Linked DNA regions of Homo sapiens: region 2 is linked to region 1. A link is a loop called in an ENCODE intact Hi-C map of the cell type or tissue named here. Cell type or tissue: endothelial cell of umbilical vein. All regions are shown on one strand. Each heading gives the region's core, and the rest is flanking DNA. Links, peaks and the distances in the headings are about the cores only. Region 1 overlaps SMCHD1 (structural maintenance of chromosomes flexible hinge domain containing 1). Region 2 overlaps LPIN2 (lipin 2).

Region 1 (4,401 bases), core at 129-4,128:
ATAAGTAACATATACTTTAGCAACTTGCTTTCAGCACTCGATTTGATCAATTCATGTGAATGTATAGATGCCAATTTAAAATTTATGTATAGTATAGTATATAGTACTATACTAGTAGTATAGTATATAGTACACTATATACTATACTATATACTGTATACTATATATACTAGTAGTATAGTATATAGTACACTATACTATACTACTCATTCATTGGGTGGCAAATATTTAGTATGTTTACAATTTTTAAACAATTATCTATAACATAGCAAAAATATATCTCCAAATGTTTCTCTGCAAATGTGTTTTCTGGGATGAATAATGAGAAGTATAAGTTTATTTTAAAAGGTAAGTATCAAATTTCCCTTATAAGAAGCTGTATCAATTTATCCTCTCACCAGCAGTATATGGGAGTGCCCAATTCCCCTTATGCTGGCCAACATTTAATATCAATCATATTTTTTTCTAAAAAGGGGAATTAAAAAGCAACCAGTCATTATTATTTTAACTAACATCTCCCTGAGTGGTACTGAAATCATGCTTCTTATGTTTACAGGTTATTTATATTTTCTTTTCCATTAATTGCCTGCTCATATTCTTTGCCCATTTATTTTTCTACCGGTTTGTCTTTTTTTTTTAATTGATTTGCAAGTAGTTCCTTAGGAGGTTTTAGAAATCTGTTCAATATATCAGTCCTTTAATTATATGTATCTAACATACAGTCATGCACCACATAACAATTCACTAACAAAGGACCACATGTACAATGGTGGTCCCAAAAGATTATAATACTGTATTTTACTATACCTTTTCTATGTTTAGATACACAGATACTATTATGTTAAAATTACCTACAGTGTTCAGTACAGTCACATACTGTACAGGTTTGTAGCCTAGGAGAAACAGGTTATGCTGCTGGGTGTGGTGGCTCATGCCTACAATCCCAGCACTTTGGGAGGCCGAGGTGGGTGGATCGTCTGAGGTCAGAGTTCGAGACAAACCTGGCCAACATGGTGAAACCCTGTCTCTACTGAAAAAACAAAAATCAGCTGGGTGTGGTGGGCACGCGCCTGTAGTCCCAGCTACTCGGGAGGCTGAGGTGGGAGGATTGTTTGAACCCAGGAGGCGGAGGTTGCACTGAGCCAAGAGTGCGCCAAAGCACTCCAGCCTGGGTGACAGAGCAAGACTCTGTCTCAAAAAAAAAAAAAAAAAAAAAAAGGAAATAGGTTGTGATATATAGCCCAGGTGTATAGTAGGCTATATCACCTAGGTTTAAGTATACTCTACGATATTTGCACAACAATGAAATCACCTGATGATGTATTTCTTAGAACATATGCCCGTCATTAAGTGATGACATGACTGCATACAGCAAAATCAATATTTCTCCTTAATTTACTACCTTAAAAACTTTTTTTTTCTACTACAGAATCAGATAATAAACCTGATTATCCAGTGTCAACAATTATCAACACATTGTCACTGTTCTTTTAATTCTGTTTAAGATATGCTTACGTACATAAAGTGTAACCTTTTTTTTTTTTTGAGACAGGGTCTTGCTCTGTCACCCAGGCTGGAATGCAGTGGCATAATCATGGCTCACTGCAGTCTCAACCTCTCAGGCTTAAGCTATCTTCCCACCTCAGCTGCCTGAGTAGCTGGGGCTATAGGTGCGTTGTCACCATGCTTGGCTAATTTTTAAATTTTTTGTAGAGATGGGGTTTTGCCATGTTGCCCAAGCTGGTCTTGAAATCCTGGGCTCCAGCAATCCTACCTTGGCCTCCCAAAGTGTTAAGGTTATAGGCATGAGCTACTGTGCCCCGCAGAAAGTGTAACTTTTAATGTAGTTAAATATAATCTTTTCCTTTTTATCTTGTTTGAAGAGGAATCTCCTATCTCAAAGTTTTATAGTTTTTAATCCCTGATGCATACCTACCAAGAAAAAAGGATAAACAGAATAACAGAAATGAAGAGTCCCAAACTGGATCCAAGTATAAACGGAAATTTGGCATATGAGAAACAAACAAATGCATATCAGAATGAAACTTAGACACTGCCATCAGAAATGTCCAGATCATGTAGGCAAATAATACAGTGAATCTGAATAGCACAATTAACAAACTTAAGCAACTACAAATTTAGATTGTAACTTTAAACAAAGCAATAATGTGGAACATTTACAAACATTGGTTGTGCTCTAGACCAGTGTTTCCTAAACTTCCCTAATGATAAGAATCACCTGCTTTTTAAAAATCAGATTCTAGAGCCCTGCTCCAGACATACTAAATCAATATGTGAGGCAGGAGCCAAGAAGGACTTGAGTTTTCTATTGATTCAGTGAGATATCAGGGTCCTCTAGTGGTAAGAGTACAATTTACATGCATGATGTGAAGAGATTTTTATATACAGCTGCTGGGGAATAGCTAAATCTCTTGTCTGAATCTCAGGAGTATATACAGCAGGTTTAGCAATTTCAAATGACCATAAGGGGGCCAAGAAAACTGGAGACAGGCCGGGCACGGCGGCTCACGCCTGTAATCCCAGCACTTTGGGAGGCCGAGGCGGGTGGATCACAAGGTCAGGAGATCGAGACCATCCTGGCAAACACGGTGAAACCCCGTCGCTACTAAAAATACAAAAAATTAGCTAGATGTGGTGGTGGGTGCCTGTAGTACCAGCTACTTGGGAGGCTGAGACAGGAGAATGGCGTGAACCCGGGAGGCAGAGCTTGCAGTGAGGGGCAATCGCGCCACTGCACTCCAGCCTGGGTGAGACAGTGAGACTCTGTCTCCAAAAAAAAAGAAAACTGGACATAGCTAAACAGGAAAACAGGTAAAGTTTTCTTTAGAAAACTTTCTTTAGAAAGAAGACTAGATGTCTTCTTCCAACACAAATCCACTCTGCATGTTAAGTATGTCTCCCCACTCCCCTTTGTTTTTCAACGTGGCTTTCATTACCTAATTTTTGTTAGAGCACAAGAAAATCTTACTTTATTCTCCACTATAATAAAAAAGGAAGAACAAGTGTGAATATAAGTGGTAAATACACATGTCCTCAATGTCAATAAATGAAAAGAAGTGGCATGGAAGCGGCTGACTGGAAACCAGACACACTGACAGGAGCAGTCACTGTTCAGGGTGCACATACAGCTGGCTAAGAGAATCCTCACCCAGTGTTGACAGATCTTTAGATTTCACCAAATAAATTAGAAATGCAGATTTTTATGTAAAAATTCCAGAACTTTAAATGTTGGAAACTAATTACAATGAAAATGCTGTACTGGTCAGTCACTGCCAGACCAATTGACAAGTCTTCAGGCCAGGTACAGCTGGCAGGCTCCTACCGTATAAGCCTAATTTTACTGAAACAATGTGATGCTGCAATGAGTTAGACACAGAAATGAACAACAACAAAAATACAAGAAAAGGTAACATTTCATATCTATTAGTACTGTTAGAATTACTGAAAAGATATCAAGAAAATTAATGGATTTGAAAAAGGGTCAATAAAATCCAGATATATCAAAAATTAAAGAAATTAAGGATATCAGAGATAGCACTGTGAATATGATCTGCCCCTCCAATATAAACAAAGGCAAGTTCTAAAAACAAAAGAACATCTCATGAAAAAGTACTTATATACCAAAGAGCACTAATATTTTTAAGAAAAAAATGAAAATTCTAAAAGAAATGGTCGGTAAACAATCTTAGAAAGATTAAAACCAAAAAATATTCGACAAAAATAAATTTTTAATCAGATACTTGGTTAGAATTTTTAAAAGTGTTCACACATATAGTGTTGCTAATATGAGTAAGATAGACATATACTTCTGGCAGGAATATAAACTGAAGAGCACTGGCAGTAACTACCAAAAGGCTTAAAATATGCATATCCTATCTCTAACGCATTCTGCTTCTAGTAATTTCTTAAAGAAATAATATATGCAAAAGGATATATAGTCATCCCTTGGTATCTGTGGGGTACTAGTTCCAGGACTCCCATAGATACTCAAATCCATGCATACTCACATCCCTGATATAAAATGGTGTCGTATTTGCATACAGCCTATGCACATACTCCATATACTTTGAATCATCCCTAGATTACTTAGTAATAACTACTAAAATGCTATGAAAATAGTTGTTGTATTGTTTATGGAATACTGACAAGAAAAATGTATGTATTCAGTACAGATGAAATTTTTTTCCTAATTATTTTTGAATCTACAGATGTGAAACCCACGGATATGGGGGGCTGACTATACATAGAAGAAAGCTAATGGAAGCACTGTTGATAAAAACAAACTTTAGAAAAGAACTAAATTTTCACTAAGGATTGATCAAATAAACTGTGGTCATTAATATACAATGATGTAGGCTTACTTTTACTAAGAATATATTA
Region 2 (4,401 bases), core at 107-4,106, 160 kb before region 1:
GGCTGGTCTCAAACTCCTGGGCTCAAGCAGTCCTCCTGCCTCAGCCTCCCAAGTAGTTAGGACCACAGACAAGTGTCACTACCCCTGGCTAATTTTTAAATGTTCCGTAGAAACTGGGTCTCCCTATGTTGCCCAGGCTGGTCTCAAACTCCTGGGCTCAAGGTGTCCTCCTAACTCGGCCTCCCAAAGTGTTGGGATTACAGGTGTGAGGCACCGCACCCAGCCGGAGTTTGTTAAATCATTGTAAGCGATTATGTTTTCTTTGATTTGTGCCTTGTGAAACATACATACCCTCTTCAACAAGAGTCAGTAGACCTTCTAGCATTCACTGGGCATAGCAGAAAATAGCAGGTCATAGTCAGAAAGTAAGTGCTTGCCAGTTATGAAAGTGGCCTTATCAGTTAACAATATGAATATTTCAGGCGTACAGAGCTGTGGATATGGGAGAATGGCAGAAGGGATAACTCTACCCATTCCTAGAAAAGATTTAGGATATCTTTATTTTCTTGATCCTAAATGAAAAGCTCTCATCAATAAAATGCCCTGCTGCCTCTTCCGTAACTGGGCTAATGTTGAACAGGCCGGCCGAGAATGACTCCTCGAGTGACGAGGGATCACAGGAGCTCGAAGAATCCATCACAGTGGACCCCATCCCCACAGAGCCCCTGAGCCACGGCAGCACAACTTCATATAAGAAGTCTCTCCGCCTCTCCTCAGACCAGATCGTGAGTCTTGCATGATCTGTGTTGTCCAGTAGGACTTATTTTAGTAATGGTTTAATTTGATGCACATCCTCTTCTGTCCACACGTCCCCAGCTGCATACACGCCACACGGCATGGTCGTGTCAATGCCTATCCACAGTGGAACCACGACCGCCGCCCCCAAGAGCTATCAGGCCCACCTGGGGAACCTGTGGCTTGGGTCCTGCCACCCACCCCAGACCTCCTTCCTCCATCTCTTGAGAGTCAGTCGTACACAGCTAACCCAGCGCTGAGCCAGGTACTGTCTCTTAGGAGCCACAGCAATAGAGAAATGACATTTTAGACACAATTTCTCCTCTTATTTTACACCCTGCCTTTGACCCATTTTCGGTATGAAAAGGTCTTGCTGGGACCAGAGCAGGCTGTGGCTAAAGCAGTAATTCTCAGGTGTGGAGTAAGAGTAGTAGACCTTTTGCTTTGTGGGTGTTCAGAGAAGTCCCTGGAACCCCAAAATACTGTTCAGGCAGTGGCTCCCTCAGCATTGTCAGCTGCGCTGGGCACAGGGTGGGCTGTGTCTAAGACCCCGGAAACCATCCTGCCTCTTGTTGGGATTCCGAGACACCAGTTGTTCTGTAAATTTTTAAATCGTTTCAAACTATGTTTTCAGCTGATTTTCTTTATTCTTATGCTTTTTTAAAAGGCAAAACTGAAGCTCCACGATGGCCCAAATGATGTTGTGTTTAGTATTACAACCCAGTATCAAGGCACCTGTCGCTGTGCAGGGACCATTTACCTGTGGAACTGGAATGACAAGATCATCATTTCTGATATTGATGGGACAATAACCAAGTAAGCTCAATCCTTCAGGTGGGTGGCAAGGAACAGCCCCGTGCTCAGGGAGGGGCAGGCAGTGTGTGGTGGGGAGTTCCTCACCTGGGGCTCGAAGCCCTCAGCCAAGGCATTTTATAAGCCATATGCTCTGAGGCGTCCCCAGTACAGTCCACATGGGGTCATTTTTTTGCATGGAGGAGATGGTGAGGGTGCATAACAAATGTCAAAAATCACTTTTGGAAAGATTAGTTATTTGGTTTCAATTCTGATATGAAAACAAGCCCCTTGACATTGGGGCGGAGGAAAAGAGAAAGTGTGGCAGTCAGTTACCTCCGAACACACACATCTGGCGCTCGTGAGACTCCGCTTTCAGAAGCACCTCAGTGGGTGCGTTTGCATGGGATGGCCTTGCAGTTGCTTGAAGCTGTGATTAAATCCCCTTTCAAGAGTGTCCCGCCACCAATTAGTTATTGGCAGCTGATAGTCAACCAAATAGGAAAACGCTGTATGTGTTTGATTCCTGATAGCTTTTCCTGTTTCTACCGTCTTCTTAGGTCGGATGCTTTGGGACAGATTCTCCCACAGCTGGGCAAAGACTGGACCCACCAGGGTATAGCAAAGCTCTACCATTCCATCAATGAGTAGGTACCCTCCCCACGTTAACTCGCTCTGGTGAGCTGGAAGCTTGCTTTAAGAACTATAGAACAATGGTGTAAGTCTTCAGTCCACATGAGTCATGTGTTTATGCTGAAGCATTCCCGCTCTTCCTCACTCCTTTCCTGTTGATGGTGTGGGAGCCGTGTGCACCTGGCATTGGCATCGAACCTGTGTCATCTCAGTTAATCCTCACAGTGCTGTGTTTCAGGCACTACCTACATCTATAACTAGAATGACAGTTATTTTTTTAGCTAGAATTTAATAAGATAGCTGATTTTCATTTTTGGTTTATTTTCTGGGTATTTTAAATTTTTTTTTTTTTTTTTTTTTTTTTTTTTGAGATGGAGTTTTGCTCTTGTCGCCCAGGCTGAAGTGCAATGGCGCGACCTTGGCTCACTGCAGTCTCCGCCTCCCGGGTTCAAGTGATTCTTCTGCCTCAGTCTCCCGAGTAGCTGGGATTACCGGCACATGCCACCATGCCCAGCTAATTTTGTATTTTTAGTACAGATGGGGTTTCATCATGTTGGTCAGGCTGGTCTTGAACTCCGAACCTCAGGTGATCTCCCCGCCTCGGCCTCCCAAAGTGCTGGGATTACAGGCATGAGCTATTGCGCCCAGCCTTAAAATTGTATTTCTTTGAGTAGATAGTGCACGCATGCATGAGGGAAATAGTTCTTGCATGGGCTGCTCTCTCTTGGGGCACCCTTTGAGGGGAAGATAGCCGTGCCATGGCGTTTGTGGGTTCCTAATACATATATTACATTGATCTGAAGAATCTCAGTGTCTTCAGCATTAGTTGAGAATACCATAATATGAAAATTACGAATATGTCAGTTACCTGGGTATAATTTTGCTTCTTGTCTGATGGAGTGGTTTGCATCTTGCACATTGCCTTTATAAATAATATCCCCTATATTTTTTCTTCACAGTGGGTAATTTAAAGATAGTCCAAGGTTTTTTCTGTCCTCTAATCTGGCTTTCATGGACTAGATGCTGAACATTTTATATCAGTACTTACAAACTTAACATAATCCTTAGTTGCCTGTACCTCCATTTTTTTCCCACGTTTTCCATGGAAGGTGAAACCTCTATAATCCTAAGCAGTTTCCTGCTAAATTTGAGAATTTGGTTTTCACAGTAAATGAGAGGAAGTTTATTTGGATCTTTTAAAAGAAAAGTATGGGTTGAGCATGGTGGCTCACACCTGTAATCCCAGCACTTTGGGAGGCTGAGGTGGGCAGGTTGCCTGAGGTTAGGAGCTTAAGACCAATCTAGCCAACATGGTGAAACCCTGTCTCTACTAAAAAATATAAAAATTAAGCCGGGCATGGTGTCCCATGCCTGTAATCCTAGCTACTTGGGAGGCTGAGGCAGGAGAATTGCTTGAATCCAGGAGGTGGAGGTTGCAGTGAGCCGAGATGGCGCCACAGCACTCCAGCCTGGGTAACAGAGTGAGACTCAAAAAAAAAAGAAAGAAAAGTGTGGGGTTTTTTTTTTGTTTTTTGTTTTCTTTTCCCTTAGCCAGAACATGTGGGCTAACAGGGTGTGTTTTCTTTCAGGAATGGCTACAAGTTTCTGTACTGCTCGGCTCGTGCCATCGGCATGGCCGACATGACCCGTGGCTACCTGCACTGGGTCAATGACAAGGGCACAATCTTGCCCCGGGGCCCCCTGATGCTGTCCCCCAGCAGCTTGTTCTCCGCCTTCCACAGGTACCTCTCCGGCAGGCAGCCCTCTGCCCACCGCCCCAGCATGTGGGCGGGGCTGGGCCCAAGGTGGGGGGATGTGTGGGAACAGAAGTCAGATGTTGGAGCCGCCACGCCTCTCCCAGTTCTTTGGTCCCTGGTGGTGTCCTACCACATACTGCTCACTTGCCATGTGGCGGGCCTGGTGAAGAAAGGCAGGTTCTAGGAACCGTCAAGTTTTCTCCTTCCCTAAACTTCATCACTCAAATTTTCTTAGTTATCAGACTGGCAAAGAAGGAGAAGGAAAGATTCCAGTTACAAAGGGTTGAAGAAATTGGGTGGTTGTGAGCACTAAAATTTTAGGACCACTCACTGGGGAAAACGACCATTTTGAGATTGGTGATTGTATTTGTATTTTTTTCTTAGAGAAGTGATAGAAAAGAAACCAGAGAAGTTCAAAATTGAGTGTCTAAATGATATCAAGAATCTGTTTGCCCCGTCTAAGCAGCCCTTCTATGCTGCCTTT

The links. A loop is a pair of places that touch in the nucleus more often than their neighbours do. Peaks named below come from ENCODE experiments on the same cell type or tissue, not always from the same donor. Only the 100,000 strongest peaks of a DNase experiment are listed, where the experiment ranks them.
Region 2: a loop joins it to region 1, with 4 times the contacts of the local background. A loop is called at or near these places in 3 of 110 quality-filtered maps.

The regions. Positions count from the first base shown.
Region 1 is chr18:2,764,402-2,768,802 of GRCh38, reverse strand. The region is part of intron 37 of SMCHD1 (structural maintenance of chromosomes flexible hinge domain containing 1); the gene reads right to left. Among named protein-coding and RNA genes, the nearest start is that of EMILIN2, 80 kb to the left of the region's middle. In endothelial cell of umbilical vein, for the core only: a CTCF peak has its summit at 2,368 (motif pointing left); a DNase peak (open chromatin) is centred at 2,352.
Region 2 is chr18:2,921,548-2,925,948 of GRCh38, reverse strand. LPIN2 (lipin 2) reads left to right here. Exons shown (of 20, transcript NM_001375808.2): 14 at 581-725; 15 at 1,403-1,551; 16 at 2,088-2,174; 17 at 3,750-3,902; 18 at 4,302-4,401. Among named protein-coding and RNA genes, the nearest start is that of LPIN2-AS2, 43 kb to the left of the region's middle. In endothelial cell of umbilical vein, for the core only: no CTCF peak of the experiment used is centred there; a DNase peak (open chromatin) is centred at 2,288; H3K27ac peaks cover 468 bases.